2 separate regions of the Homo sapiens genome follow, and region 2 is linked to region 1. The links are chromatin contacts, found by Hi-C or POLR2A ChIA-PET in ENCODE. All regions are on one chromosome and are shown on one strand. Each heading gives the region's core, a stretch centred on a gene start or an enhancer-like site at or near the end of the contact. The rest is flanking DNA. Distances are from core to core; before and after follow the strand shown.

Region 1 (6,803 bases), core at 1-2,500:
GATCACCGGCTGGGGGCGCGCTCACCCAACCTGGCTGGGTGACCAGGTGTCGTGGAAACTCCACAGCACTGTCACCCACAGGTGCCACAAGCACAGCCGGGAGAGGTCACATTCTCAAACAGCCAGCCTGGGAGCCTGAAACTCCCTCCTCTGACTCAAAGACAGAAATGTTCGCTTTGAGCAAGGTCTTCTGTTATCTGTCCTCAGGGCCAAGATGATAATCCGTCATCTACGCAGAGTTTCAGGTAAAACTCTCACGTGACTCCCCGACTCACAAGGCCACAGGGATACCTGAGTACAGCATCTGGTCGCTATGCTAAGTTGCAGCAAACCTGTGCCCAGCTGTAAACCCCTTCATCAGTGTTTTAATGAAGAAGTAATGTCGTACAAATTTACTCACCTGCAAAGAGCCGATAGGTTCGGTGGCATTTAAAATTCTTATTTTTAACCCCTGGAGAAAGCAGTTCTGGAAAACAAAATATCAATGGCTTGAAGCACTTTTAGAAAGGTTCAGGGTAACAGCAGCAGAAAATGGCTAACAACATTCTCCCCAGCAAGTAAACTGCCTGTCAGACCAGGAACAAAACAACACTCTATCCCTTCAGTTGCACAAAAATTGACTCATGAAGGAAATGAGCCATGTGACGTAATAGGACACAAAATGTGCAGCCAGCTCACTAAAGAAACAGGAGCAACGGCCGAGGCTGTGATGCTCCTGTGGGAGGCCCCTTAAAAACAGGTGCTCTACAAAATGGAAAAGAAAAAAGCTGCTGACTTAAAAACAAAAACAGTTGTGAAAAATCCAAGGCAAGAATTAAAATTTTACATATGCGTCAGATCATAAAACTTCAATTACAGGCCAGGCACGGTGGCTCACGCCTGTAATCCCAGCACTTTGGGAGGCTGAGACGGGCGATCACGAGGTCAGGAGATCGAGACCATCCTGGCTAATACAGTGAAACCACGTCTCTATTAAAAATACAAAAAATTACCCGGGCGTGGTGGCACGCGGCTGTAGTCTCAGCTACTCGGGAGGCTGAGGCAGGAGAATCACTTGAACCCGGGAGGCAGAGGTTGCAGCGAGCCGAGATCGCGCCACTGCACTCCAGCCTGGGTGACAGAGCAAGAAAAAAACAAACAAACAAAAAAAAAACAAAACAAAACTTCAGTTACAGAACAGTAACATGATTTCTCCAAATAGGAACCAGTCTACCAGCTGCTACGAGGCGGGAACTCCCTGCTCTTACTGTGCGCAGAAGTACCACTTACACCGACACAAGAGTCCGTCGGAGGCATGCTGTTCGAGGCAGCCATCTGTACTTCTGACCCATGACCCAAGTGAGGTCCTCTTGTCCCCCATTTATGTTATTTATTTATTTTTTTGAGATGGAGTCTTGCTCTGTTGCCCAGGCTGGAGTGCAGTGGCATGATCTCAGCAACCTCTGCTTCCCAGGTTCAAGCGATTCTCCTGCCTCAGCCTCCCAAGTAGCTAGGATTACAGGCACCCACCACCATGCTAGGCTAATTTTTGTGTTTTTAGAAGAGTTGGGGTTTCACCACGTTGGTCAGGCTGGTCTCGAACTCCTGACCTCAGGTGATCTGCCTGCCTCGGCCTCCCAAAGTGCTGGGATTACAGGTGTGAGCCACTGCGCCCAGCCCCCATTTATGTCATATTTTGATAATGTATTGGAGGTGGCAGCGGATATAAAAATACAGCAAGCAAGAAAAGATATAAAAATAAAATCACTGTAGCAAAACATCCAAGTCAGCTCAGACAGCTGATCTGGAGGCGAGTGAAGATGCAGGAGCAGAGGCCGAGGATGCCTTCTTTGACTTAGCCGGCATTCCAGGTTTCCCGATGGATAGAATAAAATGGGGAGGAGGATCTGTTACATGATTCTCACTGGCATCTTTCTTCCTCTTGCTGGTCCTCAAATGGGATTAAAAAGCAATCGGCTGATGAGTGATAAGGCAGCTAGAAGTGTGAGAGGAGCAACGGACACTAAACCCGGCACAGCAGCCAAGCCCGTCAGCAGAAAGCACAGCTCTTGTGTGCAGGCCTGGGAGAGACAGTGTCTGAGTCTTCACGGGAAGGTATAGGGCGCCCCTAGGGTAGACAGGGAGCCGGCTAGAAGCCAGCCATGCCCACAGTTCCTGGGTCATCTATATGGAAGGAGGTATGAGGTGGGGTTGCTGTGCCAGGGGACGGAGAGAAGAGGACTCTCGGTTCAGGTTTGTTCCTCTGCAGGACCCAGGAGTGAGGCCCAGTGTCCTCTTTTCTGCTTCCCAAACACCTCGATATTCTGAGAATCCTCTCTAGCTAATCACAGTCCCAATCAAGCCTCAGTGTTGTACTATACGTTTTCACAAATTCTAAAGCTTTCAAGAAAAGTCTTCTTGAAGCTGTGCTTTTAGCAAGATGCCTTTAACCTGGGGCTCTTTAAAATTGCTTTCAAAAAGTGCCGAGCCCGTGACCTGACAGAGACTTGAGGCTGGTAAGTGCCACGTCTTATTTGTGCGCCACCACAACTAGAGGTTAGAAGGGACTCTCACTGCCTATGAGAAATCATTCTTACTTCACTAAAAACCACTTAACTGGGCTAGTCAACACAGCTGTTAATACTCGGTGGAAGGCAAACTGCACCATTCATCCCTGAAATATTCACAGAAAAGTGATGTTCTTTTTGATAGACAAAAGCTGCTATTTTTCTAATCTAGTAAGATTATAGAGTTTAGTTATTTTTGCCTCTATTTTCAACAGGCCATTTTCATGAGAATTTTAGTATTAAGGTCTATTACAAGTCAAGAAACTTAAAACAAGTCCACGTCCAGCAAGAGAATGTCCTCACTCTTGACATCATAAAGAAATGCTACAGGGTTGAGCTTCTGATGTGCAGGAGTGTGTCACCACGAACACTCCCGACCTTATGTATGCATTACCTTTACTAATTTCCAAGTCCACAGGATATTCAATATTTTTGATAAGCTTCTGGCACCCACCAGTCTTCTCATAAACGAATCGTTTCAGGTGCAGCACGAGGACAGGAGGGAGTTTTTCCAGAGTCACTCTTCGACTTATCTCAACCTAAGACACAAAGCACACCAGGACACACCGTCCCTGTCTTACTTGCAACAGCTAACACCACATCCACCTTCCGCTCAAAGACGTCCTCTGAGAGGTGAGGCCCAAGAGTCCTGTGGCAGGACTTCATGGCTTTTCCTGCCCCACAGAAGCTCTGAGATCTACCAATGCTCCTCTTAAGAAAATGCACATACCCAGATGCAGTGGCTCATGCCCATTAATCCCAGCACTTTGGGAGGCTGAGACAGGCGGATCACCTGAGGTCAAGAGTTTGAGACCAGCCTGGCCAACATGGTGAAATCCCGTCTCTACTAAAAATACAAAATTAGCCAGGCGTGGTGGTGGGCGCCTGTAACCCCAGCTACCTGGGTGGCAGAGGCAAGAGAATCCCTTGAACCCAGGAGGTAGACGTTGCAGTGAGCTAAGTTCGCGCCACTGTACCCCAGCCTGGGCAACACAGCGAGATCTTGTCTCAGAAAAAAAGAAAAAAGAAGAAGAAAAATGCATACGTTCCCATAAGCACAACTGCAGAGAGCCTCTTGGGTCCCTGAAGTCCAGTCGTAAACTCAAAGTTAAGAACTTTACTCTGTGGCATTACTGACAAATTAGCATAAAAATTAAAAAGCTAACTTAGTACCACCTTATTTATGTACTGACTCCCCCGCCTTTTTTGGGGGGAGGGAGTTCTCACTCTGTCGCCCAGGCTGGAGTACAGTGGTACGATCTGCGCTCACTGCAACATCCGTCTCCCGGGTTCAAACGATTCTCCTGCCTCAGCCTCCTGAGTAGCTGGGATTACAGGCTCCCACCACCACATCTGGCTAATTTTGTATTTTTAGTAAAGAAGGGGTTTCACCATGTTGGCCAGGCTGGTCTTGAACTCCTGACCTCAGGTGATCCACCTGCCTCAGCCTCCCAAAGTGCTGAGATTACAGGCGTGAGCCACCACGCTAGGCCTAGTATTGACCCATTTTAAAATAACTCTGATAGTATTGATAAAACTGATACCAGTAGGATTAGGTGGGTTTTTTTGTTTGTTTGTTTTTTTAAGACAGGATCTCACTCTGGTTGCCCATGCTGGAGTGCAGTGGCATGATGAGGACTCACTGCAGCCTTGACTTCCTGGGCTCAGGTGATTCTCCCACCTCAGCCTCCCAAGTAGCTGGGACTACAGCCATGAGCCCAGCTGGTCTTGAACTCCTAGACTTAAGCAACCTGCTCGCCTCAGTCTCCCACCGTGCTGGGATTCCAGGCCAATTAGATGTTTTAAATAACCTTTAAAGCTATTTATTCTAATCATGAGTTTTATCAATGTAATCTGTTCCTGAAGTACTTTCACAGGTCTGATGAATGCTGCTTTTAAATAAAGCCAGGTTTTTTGTCACTAAGATGCATCTTTACAAATAACAATCCCTTTATCATTCTCTGTACTTACAAAGTCTTTGATGCTTCCCATATTCATTTGGATAACACTTTTTTTTTTTTTTTTGAGACAGTCTCGCTCTGTCATCGAGGCTGGAGTGCAGTGGTGCGATCTCAGCTCACTGCAACCTCCACCTCCAGGGTTCAAGTGATTCAGCCTCCTGAGAGGCTGGGACTACATGTGCACACCACCATGCCCAGTTAATTTTTGTATTTTTAGTAGAGATGGGGTTTCAACATGTTGGCCAGGATGGTCTCGATCTCTTGACTTTGTGATCCGCCTGCCTCAGCCTCCGAAAATGCTGGGATTACAGGCATCAGCCACTGGAGATTTTTTTTTTTTTTTTTTGGGGACGGAGTCTCGCTCTGTCGCCCAGGCCGGACTGCAGTGGCGCTATCTCGGCTCACTGCAAGCTCCGCCTCCCAGGTTCACGCCATTCTCCTGCCTCAGCCTCCTGAGTAGCTGGGATTACAGGCGCCTGCCACCATGCCCGGCTAACTTTTTGTATTTTTAGTAGAGACGGGGTTTCACCGTGTTAGCCAGGATGGTCTCGATCTCCTGACCTCGTGATCCACCCGCCTTGGCCTCCCAAAGTGCTGGGATTACAGGTGTGAGCCACCTCGCCCAGCCAACTGAGGCTTAATTTCTAATCACTCAACAAAGGCAGACATTTTCTATATAGCAAATATTTCATATAATCCTATTTTCCCCAAAACCTTCACATGTTCCCACAGAAAAATACTTCTGATCTAAAACATAATAAAGTTAAAGGTGGCATTTTAAAAACTTAAAAAAAAACACATTCAAGAAAATATGTAATTTGCTCCTTATAGATACTTCCATACAAGCTGTCCCAAATCTTCCTGAAACATCTGCTGTTGAAAGTGGTCCTGGCCTCATCTGGTAACACACCACCACAACCACGCACCCAGAACGGCTGGCAGCATCCTTTTTATCTTCCGGAGTCCACCAAAATGCCAGCTTTCCTTTATTTTTATTTCTTCTTATGTTTTAGAGACACGGTTTCACTATCGCACAGGCTGGAGTGCAGTGGCGTGATCATAGCTCACTGCAGCCTCCAACTGTTGGGCTCAGGCAATCCTCCTGCCTCAGCCTCCCAAAGTGCTGGGACTAAGGGCGTGAGCCACCACACCTGGCCCGCCTTCTTTCTGGAAGCCTTCATCCAAACCTGCTATTTAGGATAAACCATTCTTTCTTCACTACCGTCTAACAACAGGCTAACAACTACCTGCGCCTCAACCCCTGCCCCCACACCGCCACCCCTACCAGCCCACCCCAGCAAAGTCAAACTGTAATTGCAGCAGAAGCAAAAGAGAAAAACAGACACATCACAAAAGGGTCTTCCCTAGGCAGCCCATGGAAAGGCTGACCACCTCCCCAACAGCATGGGTGGCCAAAGACTCCCATAGCTGGCTCAAGAAACAGCATAAGCAGAGTGCACCAGCAGCCAGGGCCAGGGAGCTATCTCTGGAGTTGCAGCTGCCACAGAAGTGAGCCAAGCCGACAGTCACCCACAATGCACAACTGAACCACCCAACCAACCTCCCCAACACAAATACCACTTTTTCCCTCTCTCTCTTCCACGAGGTCCACCGCCAGACTCTTCTTAGCTCATTCACTGAAGTCAACTACCAAGTTTCTGCCTCTGGCTCCTACTGCTTCTATTTTTTAAACAAAATCACCCATGAGATGCAAGTCTGCAAATACGGTAGAAGATTAGGCATAACTTCTACTGATCCCCCCAGAGCCTGGGTGAACCAGTCCACAGCAGGACACCCCGAAGGTGCTAAGGGTCCCTATGTCCTACTTTGCTCTTTCTGACTCAGAGCACACAAGATAAGCCAAGGATAGATCCATCCCAGTCATGCAATGTGATGACAGGTCTTCTACGTTGGGGCACCTTATTTTACCTTGTAGCTGCCATCCACTGCCCATTATTCAAATATCGCTTTGCAGGAATGCTATGGACCGTCCATAATTATCAGCCTGCATTCATCTCCCCAGTGCATTTTTATGAATTCACTGCCACAACCTAAGATATATAACAGAGAAGACACTCTCTGCTGCAGAGTACAAAATAGCTATAAGCTGGCACATCTGGACAGCCAGGAACTAATAAGCTCTCACAGGGCAGAATGCTATCCGTCTCGCCCAACTGAGTTGACAAGGACTCCACCAAGCTATAATGTGATACTCTTAAATTCATGAAGACTGAAAGACTCAAGAATCTTACCTTTTCCAGATCAAATCAAAGAGTAACAAGCATCAGAACAATGA
Region 2 (6,803 bases), core at 3,088-5,587, 180 kb before region 1:
TGTGTCTAAATTTTCCCCCCTACCTTTTTGTTTTTTTTTTGAGATGGAGTCTCGCTCTGTCGCCCAGGGTGGAGTACAGTGGCACAGTCTCGGCTCACTGCCACCTCTGACTCCTGGGTTTAAGCGATTCTTGCATCTCAGCCTCCTGAGTAACTAGAATTACAGGTGTGCACCGCCACTCCTGGCTACTTTTTGTATTTTTAGTAGAGACGGGGTTTCACCACGTTGGCCAGGCTGGTTTCGAACTCCTGGCCTCAAGTGATCTACCCACCTCGGCCTCCCAAAGTGCTGGGATTACAGGTGTGAGCCACCACGCCTGGCCAATTTTCCTCTTCCTGGAGTCCAGTGGCACAATCTTGGCTCACTGCAACCTCTGCCTCCTGGGTTTAAGCGATTCTCCTGCCTCAGCCTCCCAAGTAGCTGGGAGTACAGGTGTGAGCCACCACGCCTGGCTAAATTTTTGTATTTTTAGTAGAGATGGGGTTTGGTCATGTTGGCCAGGCTAGTCTTGAACTCCTGGCCTCAAGTGATCTGCCCACCTTGGCCTCCCAAAGTCCTGGAATTACAGGCGTGAGCCACCGTGCCTGGCCCAGTTTCTCTCTTCTAAGGACACCAGCCATTGGATTAAGGTCTAGCCTACTCCAGTGTGACCTCATGTTAACGAATTATATTTGCAAAGATTCAATTTCAAAATAGGGTCACATTCACAGGTTTCGGGGATTAGGACCTAAACGTATCTTTTTCGGGGACACAATTCCACCTGGTAGAGTGGGTCAGCATTATGCCTGCCCCCCAACGTACTTTGCTGCCAGCAAAGTGTGAGAAAGACTGAGCCAAGGAGCCATTACCTCCTGGCCTGGGGGTACCGTTGGGGACCCCTGGGCCATTCCACTTTCCCTGGCAGCTGTAGGCTTATTTCCCTTCCAAGGAATGGCTGCCCTGAGGTCAGCCAAGCCAGGTGGAACACAGAGCTTTAGGGCCAGGCCCTGACCTAAGCTCCCTGGGGAGGGAGCACCTTTGACTTTTGGAACGGGAGGGCAGGAAGGTTTGGCCTTGATTGGAGGGCTCTGGGGCACCTGCCAGGCTGCAGGTGTTGACACCTAGCAGCCGCCAGCCCGACCTGATCCCCAGTGCCCAGGCAGGGACCAGAGCGGCTCCCAGGTAGCTGGTGCTGCAGGGAACCTTGGGAGCTCTGCCAAACCAAACAACACATTTCCAGAGAGGTGTGCTGACTGGCCTGAGGTCACACAGCGATCAGACAGGGCCAACATGGGTGGCCGGGGCCCCAACCACATTCCTGCCAATTTGAGCTTCTTAGCCTTTTACCCACCAAGAGGGCACAGGGTGTGGGGGGTAAGTAGTTTTTTTGCCCATGGGAGCCCAGGGCTGATTTTATTTTGAGACAGTCTTGCTCTGTCACCCAGGCTGGAGTGCAGTGGCACCATCTCAGCTCACTGCAGCCTTGCCCTCCCCGGCTAAAGTGATTCTTCCACCTCAACACCCCAAGTAGCTGGGACCACAGGTGTGCACCACCCTACCTGGCTCATTTTTAAAAATTGTTTTTGTAGAGATGGGCTCTCGCTATGTTGCTCAGGCTGGTCTTGGACTCCTAGCCTCAAGCAGTCTTCCTGCCTTGGCCTCCCAAAGTGCTGGGATTACAGCATGAGCCCCACGCCCGGCCAGGGTTGATTTTATAATAGCTTTGTAGTGGCAATCAGGAAGAATCTGTCACCCAATTAGCAGCCAGAATGGAGCTGTGTCAGCAGATGTTTGGGAAAAGGGGCGAGAGGACTGACGTGGCCTGAACCCCTCCTCTGTGCCAGCACTTTCCGCACAGGCTGTCACCAAGTCCCAGCCTCTCCCCTGAGAGGCAGTTAGACACACACCTCACCTGTAGGCAGCCGGAGGTCCACGCAGCTTGGAGTCAGCCTGGAGTTCCCGTCCCTGCTCAGGTCCCCAAGGGGCGTCAGTTCATCTCAGAGAGCCTCAGTTTCCCCATCTGTGAACTGGGGATCACAGGCCCAGTCTCACAGGTGGTCACGAGGATTAGGAATCACATCCCAGGAACGGCCACATAGGAGCTCAAGAAAGATGACGGGTGGATTTTCGACGGGTTCTGTAACAAATGTCCACAGACTTAGCAGCTTAAAAACCTCATTTGTCATTTACGGTTCCACAGGTCAGAAACCCAGCCTCAGTCTCCCTGGGCTTGGGTCACGGTCAACAGGGCTGGTAACTTCTGGGGGTTCTGGGGGAGAATCTGTTTCCCTGCCTTTTCCAGCGTCCAGAGGTCACTGGCATCCCATGGCTCCTGGCCGCTTCGTCCACCTTCAGAGCCGGCAATGTTGCATCTCTGCTGCTGCTTCGGTAATCACAGCACCCTCGGAAAGGTTCTATCACGGCTCCCTCTGACCACAGCTCAGAAAGGTTCCACCACGGCTCCCTCCGACCGCAGCTCAGAAAGGTTCTCTGATTCTAAGGACTCGTGTGACTCGATTAGGTCCACCTGGATGACCCGGGTTACCCTCCCTATGGCAAGGTGCCCCTTGCCCCACCTGCAAAGTGCCTTTTGCCACGTCAGGTAACCTGCACAGGTTTGGGGAATTAGGGCGAGCTGAATCGCCGAGCTCATCGGGCCACAGGTGAGTTGAGTTGAATTCTGGAAAGCAAGGGAGGCCTGGGCTGGCCTCTGGCGGTTCTTTTTGGAAGAAGAAGATTCCACTAAAACCAGCTCATTCTAGGACCACTTCCCATCTTTCTGCTGTTTTTGACTCTTTTCAAAGAGGCCCTGTCTAGCCAAGGAGACTGGGTCACGTCTGCCAAACCTTTGCTTCAAAATAAACCCTACTAGGAAATTTCCATGGGACTGGGCCCTTTTCTTCCCCCACGGACCTGCTTGAAGTTCAAAACCTGGCGGGGCTTCTGTACAAAAGGGCACCGGTCATTACGCGGCCCTGAGAGCAGGTTTTCTGTTGTTGTTTGTGTGGGTTTTGTTTGCTTTCCCCGTCTCCATCTCTCCACCCGGTGGGGTCGTAGCAAGATGGTCACCTCTGTCACCTCCCCCAAGTCCCTCTTGCAGCCGCCTCCTTGCTGTTTGCCTTTCTGTCCCCAGGGCTGCATCTTGCACGTGTCCCCTGTCTGATTTCCACTGTGGTCAGGTCACGTGTGGCTCTGGGAATTCCAGGAAAGCCTGGCTTTCAAGACCACTGTCTCATCAAACACTTAAACCTTAAAAACCCTTATTTTGATGCTCAAAGCTGAGTGTGGATTCCTCTGTACCTGTTCTCTTCCCTGAGCAAGAAGCCTCATTTTCAGAGCCTGGTCGTGATAGGAGAAGAGGTGCTGGGGGCCCCCAAAAGAAACTTCCGGAGCTATTTCATAACATCCTTTGCCTGTAGACGTAAAGCCAGCAGCCAGCAAGTGGCAGTCCATTCATGGGACACAGCCCTCTCCAGGAATCACTAAGCTCATATTTGCTGCTCTGTGCTGGGGCTCTCTGGAAGGACAAAAGACACCAGCAATGTGGAAGGGAAATGGGGCTTTGGGATGGGAGGGGACTTGGTTTCCTGACCCTTTTGCACCGTGACACTGGACATGTGTCTGAGTGTCTTTTACTGAAGGAGGAAACATTCCTTCTCTTGCCTCTTTCCAGAAAAGGTCAGGTGGCTCAATTCATCCTGTCTGAAATGAAGAATGAAACAGTTGGTGGTGGTCTTTTGCTGGCAGGCTGTACTTTGGGAAGTCCCCAGGCCATGGCTGATAAGGGCCTGCGGCCTATGGTGCAGTCTCAAGCAGAGAGAGGCCACAGGCATGTGAGGGAGGCCCTGGCCTTGGGGCCCCCTTTGTCTGGCTGGTGGAGTTTATCTCCCTTCCCAGATGAGGCCAGGAGCTGTGGAGTCAGCTCCTGGCCTCTCTGCCCATTGGCTGGCTGTCTGCCTGGGGCCTGAGATTCACCAGCCCTGCACGAAGATTAAGGGGATCAGGATTCCATCCCCTCCCCTTGCTCAACCTCTGAAGTCAGGTCCCAGCCAGGCACCCATTGGAGAAAACCCAGGCTAGCCAGACCTTCTGCCGTCTGGGTCAGCTCCGTGTAGCGCTGGCCTGTCTGTCTGGTGTCTCCTGGAGAGCATGACTTGGTGGTGTGCCATCTCAAATGTCTCCCGCCAGCTGCAGACTTGGTTATTGCCTTTTGTGAGCGGTGTTCACCCAGCGTTAATGGAATGGGCATTCTCTGAAGGGCTGCAAGTAACACTTAGAACCAAGCCCAGGACTGGCCGGGCAGCAATGTCTGCAGCCTGGAGCTGCCCATGTATGTTAAGAGTGTCATTCCCTAAAAGGCCACCAGAGGGTGCTGCTCAGAGCCACATCGCGACAAACCCTCTATGGCTCCTTATGGCTCTCAGGATGAGGGCTGGGGCTCACAAGCCGGTGTACAAAGTTGTGAATGATCTGGCCGCTGACCTCTCCAGCTCCATCTTATTCTCCTCCGTGCTATGTGTTCCAGCCACGCTGGCTTCCTCACAGTTGCTGGAAAAGATTATTTCCTGCAGCCGCAGGTCTTTTGCACATGTTATGCCCACTTCTTTTTTTTTTTTTTTTTTTGAGACGGAGTTTCGCTCTTGTTGCCAGGCTGGAGCGCAGTGGTGCGATCTCGGCTCACTGCAACCTCCATCTCCCAGGTTCAAGTGATTCTCCTGCCTCAGCCTCCCAAGCAGCTGGGATTACAGGCGCCCGCCAGCACGCCCAGCTAATCTTTGTATTTCTAATAGAGATGGGGTTTCACCATGTTTTCCAGGCCAGTCTCGAGCTCCTGACCTCAGGTGATCCACCAGCCTTGTCCTCCCAAAGTGCTGGGATTACAGGCATGAGCCACCGTGCCCAGCTAATTTTTGTATTTCTAATAGAGATGGGGTTTCACCATGTTGTCCAGGCTGGCCTTGAACTCGTGACCTCAGGTGATCTGCCTGCCTCATCCTCCCAAAGTGCTGGGATTACAGGTGTGAGCCATTGTTCCCGGCCCCGCCCACTTCTTAGAAGGCTGTTCCACTCATCTTCACCCAGAGAAGTCCTAGTCACCCTTTAGGCCTTACCTGAAACACTGGTCCCAGAGTGAGGGGCCTTTCTAAACCCCTCCTTGAAGTCACTGGACCCTGCTCGACATGCTGGAGCCCAGCATTCTCCCTGCAGCAGGCGCCACCCATGCAGTGAAGTCATGAGTTCTGTCCTGGCTTGTCCACTGTCTGTCTTCACTGCTGGTTCCCTATGCCCTGTGCAGTGCCTGGCACCTAGGAGCTGCTCAGGAAGCTGTATTGCACTGGATGCTCACTGAACGCCACCTGGTATAGATATTAGTGCTGGGCACCAAATATTTCTGGTTGTCTCTCTTCTAGGCACCTGGTAGGATTAGACTTTCTGCCCCTTTTGAGGGGATGTGGCACGCATTGTCATTCTCCTACCTGTAGCCGGGAAGCATGTGAGCAGAAGAGACATGCGTCCCTGCCCAGGCTGGAGCATTTACTCACCAACGTGAGCGCCTCTGGCACGGCTGCTGGCAACCGTTGAGATGTGGCTACTCCCTGAGCTGGGGCCCCCTAGTGTCCATGATGAGCAGAACCCCCCGCTGGCCTCTGACACAGAGAATGAGCAAGGAACACATCCTTATTGTCTTCAGCCACTGGGATTTGGGGTTTGTTTGTCACAGCGGCACAATGTGGCCAGTCCTGACTGATACACCACCTGCTGCCCAAAGGCAGGAAAAGTGCAATCACCCTGGGGCCGAGCTGGCTTAGGGGGCCAAGATCTAGGAGTGCTTGAAGGTGGTCAGGAAGCAAAGGCTCTGTGGCAGCTGGGGGAAGGCTGGTGTGGCTGCAGCAGCAGGCGCTGGGAATGGGCCCAGACAGGTCACAGGGTCAGACCCTACTGGGCCCAGTAGATCATAAGGGTGTGGCTCTTTAGGTTCATACCATGCCTGGTCCAGCGCCCTCAGTTGGTGGAACTCATTGTTAAATAGCAATTAATAAATTGGCAATAGATTTATATAAATTTTTTAGAGATAGGGTCTTGCTCTGTTGTCCAGGCTGGAGTGCAGTGGAAAAATAATTTACTCCTAAGAAATTAATACAATTGATTTCATTTGTTATTTAATAATTTAATCAATGACTAAAAATTAATCAATTAAATAATAACTTGAGGTCTCAGAGAAGGGTTCTTTTTCCCCTTTCTTCATACACACGAAATATATTTTTCTACTTGGCCTGAAATTCCACCATTAGAGTAAAATTCCTCTGGCTTGTGAGGAATGGGTCCAGCTGAGGCAGGGGGTGAAGGGTGATGGGCACGGCACTCCAGAGGTTGTGCAGCTCGGTGGCCCTTAGGTGACATTTGAACAGAGACCAGGACAATGGGAGAGAGGGAGTCATGTGGGGCTCAGGAATGGTGTGCAGATGGAAGGAACAGCATGTACGAAGGCCTGAGGCAGGACATCCTTCTGTTTAGAGAACTAGGAGCCGATGCCAACCTGGAGGGAGAGGGAGAGGGCTAGGATAGCTGGGAAGATAATTACATGGCTGTGCAGAAAGCTGAAGGAGGTGTTAGTTGGATGTGGGAGTCAAAAGGAGTCCAGGCCACTTTCTCTTTTTATCAAACTGGAGAAACACACCTCCTTTCCATTTTAATGTCTCTGGAATCAGGATGCTCCTCACCTGCAGTGGCAGCTCATATTTGATGAAATACGGTAATTGCAAAGCCGGTTCAAGAAGCAAAGGTTTAGCCCTTGAGTGGAGCCCTTGAAGAGTTGCTGCTGT

Evidence for each region. A loop is a pair of places that touch in the nucleus more often than their neighbours do. ChIA-PET counts read pairs that join two places held with the same protein, here RNA polymerase II (POLR2A). Pooled maps may share reads with other maps.
Region 2: a loop to region 1 is called in a map of PC-9, with 5 times the contacts of the local background. The contact joins two enhancer-like sites. A Hi-C loop is called at or near these places in 8 of 168 maps with a recorded cell type or tissue (HUES64, PC-9, astrocyte of the cerebellum and 5 more), 1 of 37 single-sample maps with no recorded cell type and 5 of 50 pooled maps. POLR2A ChIA-PET finds 5 or more read pairs at or near these places in 4 of 52 experiments (AG04449, SK-N-SH, activated CD8-positive, alpha-beta T cell and 1 more).

The regions. Positions count from the first base shown.
Region 1 is chr16:84,768,823-84,775,625 of GRCh38, reverse strand. USP10 (ubiquitin specific peptidase 10) reads right to left here. Exons shown (of 14, transcript NM_005153.3): 12 at 2,941-3,085; 13 at 401-466. Among named protein-coding and RNA genes, the nearest start is that of CRISPLD2, 48 kb to the left of the region's middle. Within about 2 kb of position 1,250, at least 6 of the 41 ENCODE cell types and tissues checked have a DNase peak (open chromatin) inside an H3K27ac peak, as active enhancers do.
Region 2 is chr16:84,949,933-84,956,735 of GRCh38, reverse strand. No RefSeq gene overlaps it. Among named protein-coding and RNA genes, the nearest start is that of LINC02176, 25 kb to the right of the region's middle. Within about 2 kb of position 4,337, at least 16 of the 41 ENCODE cell types and tissues checked have a DNase peak (open chromatin) inside an H3K27ac peak, as active enhancers do.